Linked DNA regions of Homo sapiens: region 2 is linked to region 1. A link is an interaction called in ENCODE POLR2A ChIA-PET data of the cell type or tissue named here. Cell type or tissue: MCF 10A. All regions are shown on one strand.

Evidence for each region. Peaks named below come from ENCODE experiments on the same cell type or tissue, not always from the same donor. Only the 100,000 strongest peaks of a DNase experiment are listed, where the experiment ranks them.
Region 2: POLR2A ChIA-PET joins it to region 1 with 5 read pairs; 4 of 35 experiments call an interaction of 5 or more read pairs at or near these places.

What each region holds. Positions count from the first base shown.
Region 1 is chr1:226,698,412-226,706,411 of GRCh38, reverse strand. All of the region lies in intron 2 of ITPKB (inositol-trisphosphate 3-kinase B), which reads left to right. Among named protein-coding and RNA genes, the nearest start is that of ITPKB-IT1, 27 kb to the right of the region's middle. RefSeq lists a silencer at 2,711-3,140. In MCF 10A, no CTCF peak of the experiment used is centred here; DNase peaks (open chromatin) are centred at 2,831 and 3,881.
Region 2 is chr1:226,854,473-226,862,472 of GRCh38, reverse strand. It overlaps LOC105373119 (a long non-coding RNA gene), which reads left to right. Exons shown (of 3, transcript XR_949226.4): 2 at 756-924; 3 at 2,037-3,470. Among named protein-coding and RNA genes, the nearest start is that of PSEN2, 12 kb to the left of the region's middle. In MCF 10A, no CTCF peak of the experiment used is centred here; no DNase peak of the experiment used is centred here.

The DNA.
Region 1 (8,000 bases):
CTCAGCTCAGAAAACCCACATTCTAGAAAGTTTTCTGTCAAGAACCCTAGGTATGGAAATGGATAAAAGGGAGTCTCTTGTACTTAACTTGGAGGAAACCACTGTCCAGCCCAATGGGTTTCACTATCAAGTATTTTTATTTATTGTTTTATCATTTATTATTTTCCAGGATTGAGTTCAACTTGTGGTACCACGTTCTTTCCCATCATCTTAATCTTTCTAAATTTCGTACTGCCTTTGATTTAAACAATTGAACTCTTACAGGTTTGTGGAGTGGAAATGGGATTTACTTGGTTTTGACCTTCACCTCACAGGAGGGGGATCATCTTTCTGGCAATTCCCAGCAGATACTAGCCTCTGCCTGCTGACCCTCAGCCTCCTCTTCCAGCCCTTTAGCAGCTTGGAATAAGAGGCAACAAACTGGTTGGGTTGATGTTTATGTGAACATATGGGTGCTTGGGAGTTGGAAGATGTGAGGGGAATCCCTTCTGATGGCTCTACAAGTGCTTTCCCAGCACTCTGGGCTTGCATGGTTCCCAGGGACTTCAGAGTTTCTAATTCCTCAAATGACCTGCCTGACAGGGAGTCCTAAGAAATGATTCGGGCCTCAAAGATCTGTCCTCAGGGGTCAGGAGAAAACATGCAGTATAAGTTGATATAGCTGGAGAGGGGATGCCTGCAACCTCCAACTGTGGAGGCCAGCCTAGCCTCCCGGAATGGGGTGGAGGCAGTCACAGATACAAGTCTCCTTGGTGGGAAATTGAAGGTATTCAGGCCCGTATGTGCCCATAGGCACATCTGCATATTTGGATTTGACCCAGGAAGCTTGGGGAAGGAGGGAGAAAATCAGAAGCTTTGACATCATTTTTTTTTTTTTTTTTTGAGATGGCGTTTTGCTCTTGTTGCCCAGGCTGGAATGCAATGGTGCGATCTTGGCTCACCGCAACCTCTGCCTCCCAGGTTCAAGTGATTCTCCTGCTTCAGCCTCCCGAGTAGCTGGGTTTACAGGCACGCGTCACCACGCCCGGCTCATTTTGTATTTTTAGCAGAGATGAGGTTTCTCCATGTTGGTCAGGCTGGTCTCGAACTCCCGACCTCAGGTGACCTGCCCGCCTTGGCCTCCCAAAGTGCTGGGATTACAGGTGTGAGCCACTGTGCCTGACCGACATCAAGTTGTATGTTTCTGGACTCTCCTCTCTTCCTCTGGCCATCAGAATGTTCTCACATCAAAAATGTGAGATGAGGGATAAAGGAATTAGCACCTAAATGTTTTACATAATGTTAGGATAATTTTGCTCTGTGGGAGAGTGGCCTGAATGTGGGGAGCCTTTGAGTAACTGACCTATAACTTTTCTTAGGCCCTTCTGGTTTTATCCCAGTTACTGATGCTGTTCTTATCTCCTATCTATTCTGGAATTCATCTCTGAACATTTAATACATTTGGCCAAGCAAGAGCAATGCTGTGATTCTTTTAAAAAGTACAAGCTTTTGCCAGTACTTCTTTCAAGTTGTAAATTTTATGAGGAGTTTGTTCCACTGTGCAAAGGAGCCTCTGACTTTAAGAAAAGTCATTCCAGCTCAAGATTTCAAATGAAGTCGAGGCTGTGTGTAGTCACAGGTTTTCTCATGTCATCGGTAGAGATAAAAGCCTCTTAGTTTTAGACTGGGCACAGCATTGTTGAACGTCCATTACTTACTGTTTAAGTAGCCAATGATCTCTGAAAAAAGCTTGGCTGTAAAGTTGGCAGAATGATGCACTGCTTTGTTTCAAGCCACTGTAAACTGTCTTTCCCAGTGTCACTTTTATCTCCAGTGCTTTTGTCACATGTTTTTGCTCATTTCCCCAAAGCGGAAAAATATTGCATTCCCCAGAATGACAATTTTCATTGCTGCCCGCTCAATTCAGTTTTTCATAAATGCCCAGGAAATAAACTAGCTGAGTTATTCTCCATTCTCACACATCTTCATTAGCACACACGAGAAGCTTTTTTACAGGGAATTCTCGTGTTGACCAGGTATGATAACCTGTTGCAATGTGGGTAGTCTTGGTTATATTAATGTTTTTAAAGATAAGTAGTGTTATTACTTTATTGGTCATGTATAATTACATCGGAGATCTAATTATTGAGAGTTAACAATGCTTTGTAATTGGTATTTTACGGCATGCTAAACATTTTTCTGAAGTGCTTGTACTATTAATGTTTATATTCTTTATTTCGTAGTCACTCTTTTTTCATACTGTAAAGGTAAACGGAATTCGGCTTAAGATTGAATTATCAAAAATTTTCAGGGGTCTAAACAAATAGTATTTAGAGTCCGACCCTCCCACTGTTTGAGATCTAGGAAAATAAAAGCCTTGGGCGGATGGGTTTCGGGCAGAACCGCTACGCTCTGCAAGCTGACCGTGGAGTTGGGCACAGTGTCATCCAAAGAAATGAAGATTTTTTTTTTATTAGCTCTTGAACAAAATTAATTAAAAGTTGTTACTCTTGGGGGTGAGGGGGACAAGGAAAGACAGGATTTGGGAGCCTGCTGACCTACAGTTCAACCCTACAAAAAGTATACCCATTTTGCAAATGAGGAAACCCAGACTGAAACACATCCTTTCTCCCAAGCCGGAAGCTGGCGGCCAGCAGCGCTGAGATTCTTTTCGTAAGCAGCAACAGCAGCCCCCTTGTCTTTCCCGCCTGGGGGAGCGCAAGCCAGGGGTGCAGGTCAGCATTTCAAGCCCCGCTACTGCCTCTGCTGCGGGCCCGCTAGCGCTGGCGAAGGCGACAGGGGCGGCCGCCTTCCCGTCACGTGACCGGCACCGCCGCCGAGCATGCCGGGAGACGGCGCCCCCTCCCCGGCCGCGGGCTTCCGCGCGTGGGCGGCGGGCAGAGCGCGCGCGGGAGGAGAGAGGAGGTGGGGGCCGGGCAGCGACAGGGGAAGAAACCGCGGCGAAGAAAAGCCCCCTGTAGAGCAGGCCCTGCTTCACCGCCCTGCCCGAAATCCCCCGCCGCGCCCCTGCCTCGGCCAGCCAGCGTCGGGCGGTGGGAACCGGGCCTGAGCTGAGGGCGGAGGGACTCCGGCGCCGTCCGTTCATTGTAAACAAATCGAGTGAGAAATGGAGGCACGCCTGGTTCCTGGGTCCCTTGGTGCAGGCTTTCACACCCCGGGTGCTAGCACTCGGTCTTTCTCCTGCGTAGGGGATAGGATTGTGTGTGCAGTCAGGTTTTTCTAGTAATATCTTGCACTTTTTTTTTCCTTCACCCACTCAGACATTCCCCATTTTTCCTCATAATCACTTTCTTTCGCTTCAGCATACACACTTAGCCCTTGGCAGGCAAAGTGGAATCTCGGGTTCTTGTCAGACCTCAATGTTTAAGCTGCTGAAACACAGGGCATATTTGGTTTAGATGTTTTACTGTTATGAAAATAAACCACCTCCTGCAGTTACACCAGCTCAGATTTTCCCTCGATAGGGTCAGTGTGGATTATCTATTGGAGGAAAAATATTTAATTAGAAAGGAATGAAATTCTCTTAGTTCCTTGAGGTTGGAAGGAGCTTAGGCAAGGAACAGTTAGTTAAAGGTAAGCACAAAAAATGCCAGGGGACCAAGAAGCCACTATTGGAATGCAGTATCTGTTGGCTGCTGGTTTAGCACACTGCCCCAGGCTTCCCGGTTGGGACTCCACTCAGGTCCTAGACTGACAAAATGGGAAGGCACCCTCCCAATGGGTCTTCATTACCATCTGCCGAATAAAGAGAATACCAGTAGTTGTATTTCGTGCATTTCTTGGAGCCAAATGATTGGATTAAATCTAGTCCCTTACTGTGCAAGCGTAGTCAATTTTGGTCATCTCTCTCTAGGCCTAGTGCCAGTTGTTGCCTGCCTTTGTAACCAGATAGCCACAGTGAGGTCATCAGAAGAGGATAGGCAGCGCTGCAGAAGGGAATCCTTTTTCTGTACCTCACCATGATGAAATAGGGGTAGCCGTCAAGTTGAACTTTCCCTTTTTTTTTTTTTTTCCGAGAGGGAGTCTCACTGTGTCGCCCAGGCTGGAGTGTAGTGGCGTGATGTCCGCTCACTGCAACTTCCGCCCCCCTGGTTAAAGCAATTCTCCCTGCCTCAGTCTCCCGAGTAGCTGGGATTATAGGCGCCCACCACCACACCCGGCTAATTTTTGTATTTTTTAGTAGAGACGGGGTTTTGCCATGTTGGCCAGGCTGGTCTTGAACTCTAGACCTCAAGTGATCCACCCACCTCGGCCTCCCAAAGTGCTGGGATTCCAGGCATGAACCACCGTGCCGGGCCAAGTTGAACTTTTCTCTTGGGGGAATAATTTCCCTGCTCAACATAGACCTGGTGGAATTTTCTTGTCTCTCTCTTCCCTGGCATTTTCTCTGGTCTTAGGCAAGCATTTCCTGCCTTTTCTGATTCCCTCTCTGTGTGTGCATGGGACTTAGGGGAGGAAGGAGGAGGGAGTTTTCTGTTAAGGGAGCCGTGAATGAGCAGGAAATGGCTATTTGGTACCAGTTATTCTGCAGAATTAGGGAGTGCTGATGCTGACAAGGAGTCAGAAGGATTCAGTCATCATGACATCTGCAGTCACAACTGGGTGGGTTAGTGAGCGCCCCTGAAGTGTGTGTACTCATTTCAGGCGCAGCCAGCAGCAGAATTTGGGAAGACTGTCCCACCCCTCCTACTCCCTGTGTGCTGACAGTTTGCTGTGTGCGTCTCCATGGCTCTGTGGAGCTTAAGAGATTAAGTCCTTGGAGAAAATGGGTAAAGTGAAGTTTTTTTTTTTTTTTTTTTTTTTTTTTTGAGACGGAGTCTCACTCTTTCGCCCAAGCTGGACTGCAGTGGCGCTATCCCGGCTCACTGCAAGCTCCGCCTCTTGGGTTCATGCCATTCTCCTGCCTCAGCCTCCCGAGTAGCTGGGATTACAGGCGCCCACCACCACGCCCGGCTAATTTTTTGTATTTTTAGTAGAGACGGGGTTTCACCGTGTTAGCCAGGATGGTCTCGATCTCCTGACCTCGTGATCCGCCTGCCTCGGCCTCCCAAAGTGCTGGGATTACAGGCGTGAGCCACCGCGCCCGGCCAAAGTGAAGTTTTTAAGTAGGACTGTTGTTAGGAAGATGTTAGCACAGTTAGAATTTGTAGGAATTCTACTGTTGGGGTGTCACTTTCTGTTCTGTTGAAATGATACTTCTTCCAAAAGCAGGAGTTCTGAGCTTATATAGCAGACAGCCTTGCTGCGGCTCACACAGACCCTGCGTGGCTAGCTTCTGGTCAGAGTGCCAAAAGCATTTGAAGTGCCTGGAGGTGTGTTAGCATTAGAATCAGTGTCATTGGGTAGCTGGGACATTGTGAGAAGTCTTGTCCACGTCTATAGAAACAGTTTCAGACTGACTGCTTGCTGGTTTCTCATTGAAGGCACCGTGTGCTCCATGTAGTGCTCTACGTAATCTAACATCCAGAGTCAAAGCAAAAGCTGCAAATGATGACAAACCCAGATCCAGAAAAAGACACAGGCCTTGACAAGGTGGTGAATTTCTTCTGAGCTTCCCAGCATCTCTTTTTGTGTTCTCTTCCTCTCTTGCTTGAATTTTGTTTGGGCCCCCACTCCCTTCTCATTCTGATAAAGGTAGAGGGGCTCAGAAGGTGGTGTTCTGCAGGCAGTGTAACCTTTGGGAAGAAGAAGCAGGCTCTGGAGTCAGAGCCTGAGTTTCAATCCTAGCCTGGCCAATCACTAATATCATTCTAGGCAAGCTATTTTCTGTGAAAACACTTTTGGCATTGGGTTTATGTGGGAACTCAGCAATGTGTGTAAAGCGCCTCACATATATATTAAATCGTATTAATAGCTGTGATGATGGTTAATACTGAGTGTCAACTTGATTGGATTTAAGGTTGCAAAGTTCTGGGTTTTTTTTTTTTTTTTTTTTTTTTTTTTTTTGACGGAGTCTTGCTCCGTTGCCAGGCTGGAGTGCCGTGGCGTGATCTGGGCTCACTGCAATCTCCGCCTCCCGGATTCAAGTGATTCCCCTGTCTCAGCCTCCCGAGTAGGTGGGACTACAAGCGTATGCCACCATGCCTGGCTAATTTTTTGTGTTTTAGTAGAGACGGGGTTTCACCATGTTGGCCAGGATGGTCTCGATCTCCTGACCTTGTGATCCGCCTGCCTGGGCCTACCAAAGTCCTGGGATTACAGGCATAAGCCACCGTGTCTGGCCAGTTGCAAAGTATTGATGCTGGGTGTGTCTATGACGGTGTTACCAAAGGAGATTAGCATTTGAGTCAGTGCACTGGGAAAGGCAGACCCACCCTTAATCTGGGTGGGCACCATCTAATTAGCTGCGAGTGCAGATAGAAAATAAAGCAGGCAGAAAAACGCGAAAAGACTAGACTGGCCAAGCCTCCCAGCCTACATCTTTCTCCCTTGCTGGATCCTTCCTGCCCTTGAACATCAGACTCTGAAGTTCTTCAGTTTTGGGACTTGGACCAGCTCTCCTTGCTTCTCAGCTTGCAGACAGCCTATTGTGGGACCTGTGATCATGTGAGTTAATACTTAATAAACTCCCCTTTATATATTTATCTATCCTATTGGTTCTGTCCTTCTAGAGAACCCTGACTAATAGAATAGCTTAGTGTTTGTCTGTCTTTCTTTCTTTTTCTTTCTTTCTTTCTTTCTTTTTTAATTAATGAAGCTCTGCTGTACTGGGTGCTATGAAGAATATCCCAGAAAGGGCTATTCTCAAAAAGCTGACAGTAAAGATGATACTGACTAACGTTCATTGAATGCTTAATATGCTCCAGGCATTGTTCTAAGTGGTTTGAATATTTTGGCTTATTTAGTCCTCCTAATGACCCTGTGAGGTAAGTGCTATTAATATATCTATTTTGCAGATGAGGAAACTGAGACTCCAGAGGTGTTAAATGACTTCTCAGTTGTCCAAGAAAATTCTAGTATGTGAACACAGTTCTTCAGAGCCCAGACCTGCCTGGCCGCACTGTTGGGCTCTTAACTGCTGTAGTCTACACTGCTGTAGTATAGGCTCACGCACTGGGGAATCTGACCGTGTCGTCAGCAGCCCGGAGGGTGCTTGGCGGTGCAGAGATCCTCAGAGATCATCCTCCAGGTACACAGCCAGAGCAGTCTCTGTCCTGCTCTTGCACCTTTCCTTTCTCTATAGCATTGCTGATGTGACCAGGAGGCATTGCCTTCAGCCTTCCTACAGAACAGATAGCGCACTGAGTACTTTCCTTCTAGATGAGACTTTTCTCAGTTGGCCTGATAGGACCTTATTATCAGCATACTAGAAAGCCAGGGCTGCTTCCTTATGAGAGGTAGTGGGGGTGAGGGGAGGCCAGAGGGCCATGGAGAGTTCAAGGAACCTGGGGAAAACTTAAGGCATTGTTCCTGCCTGCCACCTCTTCCCTGTGTCCTTCATAGCAGTTGGTAGAGTTTCCAGGTGAGACTGGCTTTCTAGTTCTTTCTTGCACTGCCCAGCTCAGCCCTCTTAATTTTAAGCAAATAGGTGCAACAGGTTGGAGAGGGTACCAGCCTGAGATATGACCAGGGTAGCAGAGCTAGTCTTGTCTGGAGACTATCAGCAGATCTGTGACTATGCAGTCAGCAGGACAGGATGAGAAGCCAGTCCAGAGCTGAGCTCTAGCCCAGTGGCCTGGAGCAGGGAGGGCTGCCCCATCTGGGATGCTGCTTTCCATAACCTCCTGCAGATCATGCCTGTCCTCTTCCTAGTCTGACCTCTGCCAATAGTTACCTAACTTTGAGGTTGGCAACCTGGGAAAAAGAGTCTTCCATTTTTCTCCAGCCTCTGATGACTTAGCAACGCCTCATTCATATATAAATGAACAATTCCTGTCACCTTGGCCTCTGTCTTTTCCAGAGATGGTTTAGTTGGTTTAGTCTGGGGAGAGGCAAAATGAAACGTGAAGGCACACACTTTCCAGTCTTACGATTCTGAAAGGTTGGTCCTCCTCTAATTG
Region 2 (8,000 bases), 160 kb before region 1:
ATTCAGAACTCCAAAAGCTTTTGTTTATGTGGTTTATGTTTACCAATACTTAACCATATGCTGTGGTTTGGATGTGGTTTGTCCCTGTGAAAACTCACCTTGAATTGCCAGTGTAGCGGTGTTGGGAGGTGGGGCGTATCAGAGGTGATTAGCTCGTTAAGATGGACTTCTTGTGAGACCCGGCTAGTTCTTGCAGAACTGAACTAGTTACCATGATAGTGGGTTGTTATAACGCAAAGCTGCTCCTTGTTTTTGGTCCCTTTTTTGTACATGCCTGCTTCTCCTTCTGCTTCTCCACCATGTTATGATGCAGCGGGAAGCCCTCACCAGAGGCCAGGCAGATGTGGGCGCCGTGCTTCTTGAACTTCCAGCTCCAGAATCATAAGCCAAAAAAACCTCTTTTCTTTATAAATTACCCAGCCTCAGGTATTCTGTTACAGCAACATTAAGTGGACCAAGATACCATGTTAGAAAGCAAAACTGAGAAATTTTTTAAAAATATTCACTCACTTTAGAATGACAAACCCATTATGTGTTAAGATATGACATTCTAATGAAAAATCTATTTTGCAAACAAATTTAGTGGGAAGAATGGTACTGTTTCACATTCATGGTGAGCAGTTATGGCCCTCAATTCTGTCCACACCTTAATACTCTGAACCTATAAAACATGTTATTTTACGTGGCAAAAGGGACATTACAGATATGATTAGGGTTAACGATTTTGAGATGGGAGATTATCTTTCATTATCCAGGTGGACCCAATCTAATCATCAGCTCCTGAAAAATGGAAAACCTTTTCCAACTGGTGAGAGGGAGATGTGACAGTGAAGGCTCAGAGGGAGATGCACTATTGCTGGCCTTGAAGATTGAGGATGGAGTCAAGAGCTAAGGAATGAACAGGACCTCCAGAAGCTAGAAAAGGTAAGGAAACAGATTCTTCATTAGAGCCTCCAAAAGGGAACACAGCTCTGGGATACCTTGATGGTAGCTCAGTGAGAACCCATGTCACACAGCGGACCTACGGAGCTGTACGAGAATAAATTTGTGTTGTTAAGCCACTGTGGTTTGTGGTAATTTTTAATGGTAGCAATAGAAAAACTAATACAAGGCCAGGTGCAATGGCTCACACCTGTAATCCCAGCATTTTGAGAGGCCAGGTTGGGTGGATTGCTTGTGGTCAGAAGTTCAAGACCAGCCTGGCCAACATGGTGAAACCTTGTCTCTACTAAAAATACAAAAATTAGCTGGGTGTGGTGGCGCATGCCTGCAATCCCAGCTACTCAGGAGGCTGAGGCAGGAGAATCACTCTAACCCGGGAGTCAGTGGTTACAGTGAGCTGAGATCACGCCATTGCACTCCAGCCTGGGTGACGGACAGAGACGCTGTCTCAAAGAAAAAGGAAAAATTAATCCAACAATTTTACAAATCTCTTTAGTGTCTGGCTAAACCAAAGACCGTTGGATTCTTGCACCTGCTTCTGCATTCAGTCTGTTGTGATATGATGCTTTGGTTGAAGTATATGAAGAAAATTTGGCCTTATGTAGATTTATAGTTGAAAACCATAGGAGTATTTTAATAGCCTTTTCAGATCATTGTGGATTATTCTTTGATATAACACCAAATTTAACAGTTGTAATTTCTTAAAGTTTAGTTGCAATGTAGAACATGAAATCATATCAACAAACTTTTCATATCTGTTACATTAATACCCATTGGCCCATCTTGCAATTTGAATGGATCTTTTACTTATGCATTATTTTGTAACATGATGTACTGGTCATTTGGAAAACACTGATTCACTAAGTTATGCAGATCTTCCAACTGTTGACACATTTCATTATACAAGATAAAAAAGATCACATTCATTAATGTCAATCTTATCCAAAGATACAGAGAAGCTATTAAACTCATAATGGCAGATACAAGTTTTCCAGAATTCTCACTTTCATTTGAAAGCTCAAATTTTATCATTGGCAACAAATAGCATCAGTTGTTTCCCTTGAAGTGACAGGCTCACTTTGTTCATTTTTCAGAAAATGTCTGCCAAATACACAAGTCTGAATCACTTCAGGTTGTCCGTCATATTTTCAAGATGGTGCTCTATGCAAAAAACAGTACAGGTTACGACTCACAAAATGACGTAAGTGCTTTTCTTGGAGACAACCAAGATACTTCAAATTGTAGCAGAAATGCTTTATGCCTACGTCCCGTGGCATCACACACAATATTAAAAACAGTACAGGATCAAGGGCAGAGATTAGATGGAATTAATAATTTTTACTGCTCACGCCTGTAATCCCAGCACTTTGGGAGGCCGAGGTGGGTGGATCACGAGGTCAGGAGATCGAGACCATCCTGGCTAACAAGGTGAAACCCCGTCTCTACTAAAAATACAAAAAATTAGCCGGGCGCGGTGGCAGGCGCCTGTAGTCCCAGCTACTCGGGAGGCTGAGGCAGGAGAATGGCGTGAACCCGGGAAGCAGAGCTTGCAGTGAGCCGAGATTGCGCCACTGCAGTCCGCAGTCCGGCCTGGGCGACAGAGCGAGACTCCGTCTCAAAAAAAAAAATAAAATAAAAAAAAATAATAATAATTTTTACTGCTTTATTAAGTACATTCTCAACTGAGACTGCCATTTTAAAAAAATCACCAATATCATAGCAGTGAAGAATGCAGCATCGACTACTCTGTTTGGCGTCACAGAGTTTGTTCATGCTAAGGCGTCAGCAGTTTTACCCAACACTGATTTTGTTCCATCAGTGCACATATCAACATAGTGAAAATGAGTGATAACAAAGTCTTAATATTATTATGAAAACCATTTTGCCCACACAGACCCTGGGGGTCTGCAGACCACACTTTGAGAACTGCTTATTTATGCCATTTTATCTAAGGACATCTCCACCTTCATTCCATATTTCTATGATGTGTAGTGCATGGGCTTAGCATTTTGGTGTCTGTTTCTGTAAACCATTGCAAAGATGTGCACACACACTTTATTGTCATATTCTAACGAGATTTATGAAATTCACAACACGTACTTTGTAGACAATTTGGCAAATGTTTTTCTTTTAAAAATTCCTTGGCTTTCTCTGCATTTTCTTGGGTTCTGTGTGCTACTATACACATGTTGATTTATGAAGGGAAGTAGTAGCTCTCAGATGGTTATTCCCACTTAGCCAGAAATTACTTTGTTGACAGTGGAGAGAAAAGAAGTAATGCATACATCTGGATAACACTTTTAGTTTCATTACATTTTGTTTGCTTCCACATCTAAATTATAAGATAATATTGTATTACGCTAATTAGCATTCATGATTTTTTCTGGCTTTACAGATTTTGTTTCTATGGTAAAGCGATACACATTCATTAAAGAAAACTTAGATATTCTAGGCCAGGTGCAGTGGCTCACACCTATAACCCAGCACTTTGGGAGGCCAAGGTGAGCGGATCACAAGGTCAGGAGTTTGAGACCAGCCTGGCCAACATGGTGAAACCTCGTCTCTACTAAAAATACAAAATTAGCCTGGTGTGGTGGCACATGCCTGTAGTCCCAGCTACTCGGGAGGCTGAGGCAGGAGAATCACTTGAGCCTGGGAGGCAGAGATTGCAGTGAGCCGGGATCACACCACTGCACTCCAGCCTGGGCGACAGAGCGAGACGCTGTCTCAAAAAGAAAAAAAAAAAAAAAAAAAAGAGCTGGGTGCGGTGGCTCACGCCTGTTATCCCAGCATTTTGGGAGGCCAGGTGGGCGGATCACGAGGTCAGGAATTAGATACCAGCCTGACCAACATGGTGAAACCGTCTCTACTAAAAATACAAAAATTAGCTGGGCATGGTGGTGCATGCCAGTAATCCCAGCTACTCAGGAGGCTAAGGCAGGAGAACTGCTTGAACCCAGGAGGCGGAGGTCGTAGTGAGCCGAGATCGCGCCACTGCACTCCAGCCTGGGCAACAGAGTAAGACTCCGTCTCAAAAAAAAAGCAACAACAACAACAAAAACTTAGATATCCTAAGCAGTATAAAGAAGAAAATAATAGTTTCATCTTCCAAAGATGACCAATAATAATATTTTGGTGCATTTCCTTTCAACCTTTATCAAAAATACAGTATGTAGAGCATTTTGTAGCCTGCCTTTCCCCCTTGACATTGCATTTTATGCATGTATTATTGTGTAGTCTTTAAAACATTATTTGAAATAATGTAAGAGAGCTGGGCACAGTGGCTCACGCCTGTAATCCCAGCAGTTTGGGAGGCTGAGGCGGGCAGACCATGATATCAAGGAGATTGAGACTATGCTGGCTAACACAGTGGAACCCCGTCTCTACTAAAAATACAAAAAATTAGCTGGGCGTGGTGGCACGTGCCTGTAGTCCCAGCTACTCAGGAGGCTGAGGCAGGAGAATTGCTTGAACCCAGGAGGCAGAGGTTGCAGTGAGCCGAGATCACACCATTGCACTCCAGCCTGGGTGACACAGTGAGACTCCGTCTCAAAAAAAAAGAAATAGTGAAAAAGTATTCCAAAGAATAGATACACCACACTATAACCATATACTCACTGTTGTGCTTATTAAAGATTATTTCCAGTTAAAAAAATTTTAGGCCATAGATTTCTTTTTCCGTATTTAGATTTCTTTCTAAATCTGCCAAAGTAAAATTATCGGGGTCTATAAAAACACTGTTTTTCTACTCAAAACACTTCTGACCAACCGTATGGGGATTTTCCCCACTCTTAATCATTTCTTCAACTCTCTGTACACCAGTTGGGTGTCCTGACATTCAGTTCAATTCTGACACTACCTACCTGGAGTTAGTGCACACCTCACAGGCCCCACAGACTGCCCATACTTCAGAGCCAAGCATAAGACACAGGCCTCTGCTACTTCTGACCAACTTGACTACAAATTGGCGGTTCCCACAGCCTCCTCTTCAGGTTTGAGAGTTTGCTGTAACAGCTCACAGAAGTCAGGGGAAACATTACTTACGTCTCCTGGTTTTGTAGAAAGGATTCAGATGTACAGCCAGATGGAGAGGTGCCTAGGGTGAGGTGGGAAGGGTCCTGAGCACAGGAGCTTCTGTCTCCATGGAGTTGGGGTACACCGCCCTCCTGGCACGTGGATGTGTTGAGCATCCTGGAAGCTCTTGGAACTCTGCAGATTAGGGATTTTGGTGTAGGCTTCAGTTCATAGGCATGATCCATTGTGCATTCAGTCTCCAGCCTCACTCTCCTCCCTTGAGGATGGGGGGATAGGGCTGAAAGTTCCAAGCTCCTAACCATGTCTTGGTCTTTCTGGTGCCAGGTGCCCACCCAGGAGCCCACCAAGAGTCACCTCATTAGAACAAAAGATCCTTCTATCACCCAGGAAATTCTAGGGGTTTTAGATATGTATCAGGAATTGGGGGCAGAGATCAATATATTTTTTCTTATGTCGCATGGGGCTTTTGAAGTATATTCTCAAACTGCTTTTCAAAAGACTTGAATTAAGGTTTACTCCCCTGCAGGAGGATATGAGAGTGTCTCTATCCCGGCCATTATTAAATGTTTCAGTTTTTTATAAAACTGCTCATTTGAAAGATTCATAAAAACCTCAGTGTTTTAATTTCCATTGAATACTAGGAAGTATGAATTTTTCCTATGTTTGCTTACCAGTTTCATGTTCTCCTTTGTGAAAGACCCATCATGGCCCTCACCTGTGTATATTTTGGTTTCTTGATGCTTTTCTTAGTAATTTATGTTAACTTTTTATGATAAAGATGTTCGCCCCATTTCGGTATTTACTATAAATATTTTCTGAGCTAACACAAAGAATCAAATTAAACCAGATTTACACAAAGCAGAGATTGTTCCAGTATTTATATATTTTAGGGAGACATGAAACATCAATCAATATATGTAAGAAGTACATTGGTTGGTCTGGAAAGGCAGCACAACTTGAAGCAAAGGCAGGAAGACTCAAAGTGGGGAAGGAGCTTCCAGGTCACACATAGGGTGAAACATAAGCAGTTGCATTCTTTTGAGTTTTTGATAAGTCTTTCCAAAGCAGGTAATCAGAATATGCATCTATCTCTGTGAGCAGAGGGATGTCTTTGAAGAGAATGGGAGGCAGATTTGCCCTGAGTGGTTCCCAGCTTGAAGGGGCCCAAGATACTTTCCTTTCACATTTCCCAACTTTTCTAAAATCTTTTCGAGAAAGCATTTTGCAAGAAAATGAGTCTCTGGTCTCAGGTTTCATCTGATCTCTCATGGCTGGGATGGTTTATTCCTAGACGAGCAGGTGCTGAAAGCTCATTTTTAGCAGATTGTGAAGTCTAGTGTCCTCTGAAGAGAAAATAGGAGGAGGAAGGGAGAAAAACAACAACAAACAAAAGAACAATCCTGCAAAATTGATACAGGCCACATTCCTCTGAAGTCTATACATCAGTAGGCAGGTATGAAAGTGTCTTATGTATGTAAATAGGTTGCTGTTATTTTCTTCTGAAGTTTAAGTTCTCTAGTTTCAGTTCGCAGGGCTTTAAGAAAGCACAGCTTAGCTTTCAGTGATTCCCAATTAGGAAAAATGGGAAAAAAAGAAGGAAAAAAAGAAAAAATAATTGAAAACATTATTTTGAAGACTTGTAGCCAAGAAAAAATTTAGAATTCAACCCAAACTGTAGAAATAATAAAAATTGAAAAACATTAGGCAGGATTAGAATCTAACAACAGGTGTACTATACTTTTTGAAACATAAGTTTTCTCTCTCCAGTTTCCCTTGCTGAAGACAAATCATGGTAGGACTGGTTTGCCTTATTATACTTGGCCTAATTATTTGTATACAGTGCAGCAAGAATAATTATTTTTTAATAGTTTTTTAATTGGCTTTGATGGAACTTTGTTCCACAGAAGGGATATCAGATAAGACTTTTTTAAAGCCAAGCCCAGTCGTGGATTTGCGCATCAAATATCAATGAGTTGGGTGAATTTCCTCTCCTGTTGAGGTTCCAAGATAAACCTGGGGCTTCTGGACTTGTTAGAAAGTGACATTCTTTACTTACCACAGGTCAGAAACCTTGTACAGGCACTGCGTACACAAAATATGAGGCCAGTTTTGCCACGGGCTTTATTTCCTCCATAAGCCAAGTTGATTCCTTAAAGGAAAGTACACTATTCCAGTCAAAGCCTTGGTAAAATAACCAGTTTCTCCAATTGTGTCCTGTTACAAATGAAAACAGATTTTTATTGCACTTATGCAAATAACTGTATTGCCATAAGTTACGAATACTCATAGTTTCCAAATTCTGTAGATATCAAGTAGAGAGAAACAAATATGCCCCAAATTTTGTTCATGAGAATATACTAAATTGTTAAAAGCTGTCGATAGCTCAAAAGAAAAGTTTTAGACTCAGAAAAAACAAAGGATCAGCTAACTTTTTTTTTTAATACTTTAAGTTCTAGGGTACATGTGCACAACGTGCATGTTTGTTACATAGGTATACATGTGCCATGTTGGTTTGCTGCACCCATCAACTCGTCATTTACATTAGGTGTTTCTCCTAATGCTATCTATCCCTCCCCCAGCCCTCCAAACCCCAACAGGCCCCAATGTGTGATGTTCCCCACCCTGTGTCCAAATGTTCTCATTGTTCAATTCCTACCTATGAGTGAGAACAAGTGGTGTTTGGTTTTCTGTCCTTGTGACAGTTTGCTGAGAATGATGGTTTCCAGCTCCATCCATGTCCATTCAGAGGACATGAACTCATCCTTTTTTATGGCTGCATAGTATTCCCTGGTGTATATGTGCCACATTTTCTTAATCCAGTCTATCATTGATGGACATTTGGGTTGGTTCCAAGTCTTAGCTATTGTGAATAGTGCCACAATAAACATACGTGTGCATGTGTTTTTACTGTAGCATGATTTATAATCCTTTGGGTATATACCCAGTAATGGGATCGCTGGGTCAAATGGTATTTCTAGTTCTAGATCCTTGAGGAATCACCCCACTGTCCTCCACAATGGTTG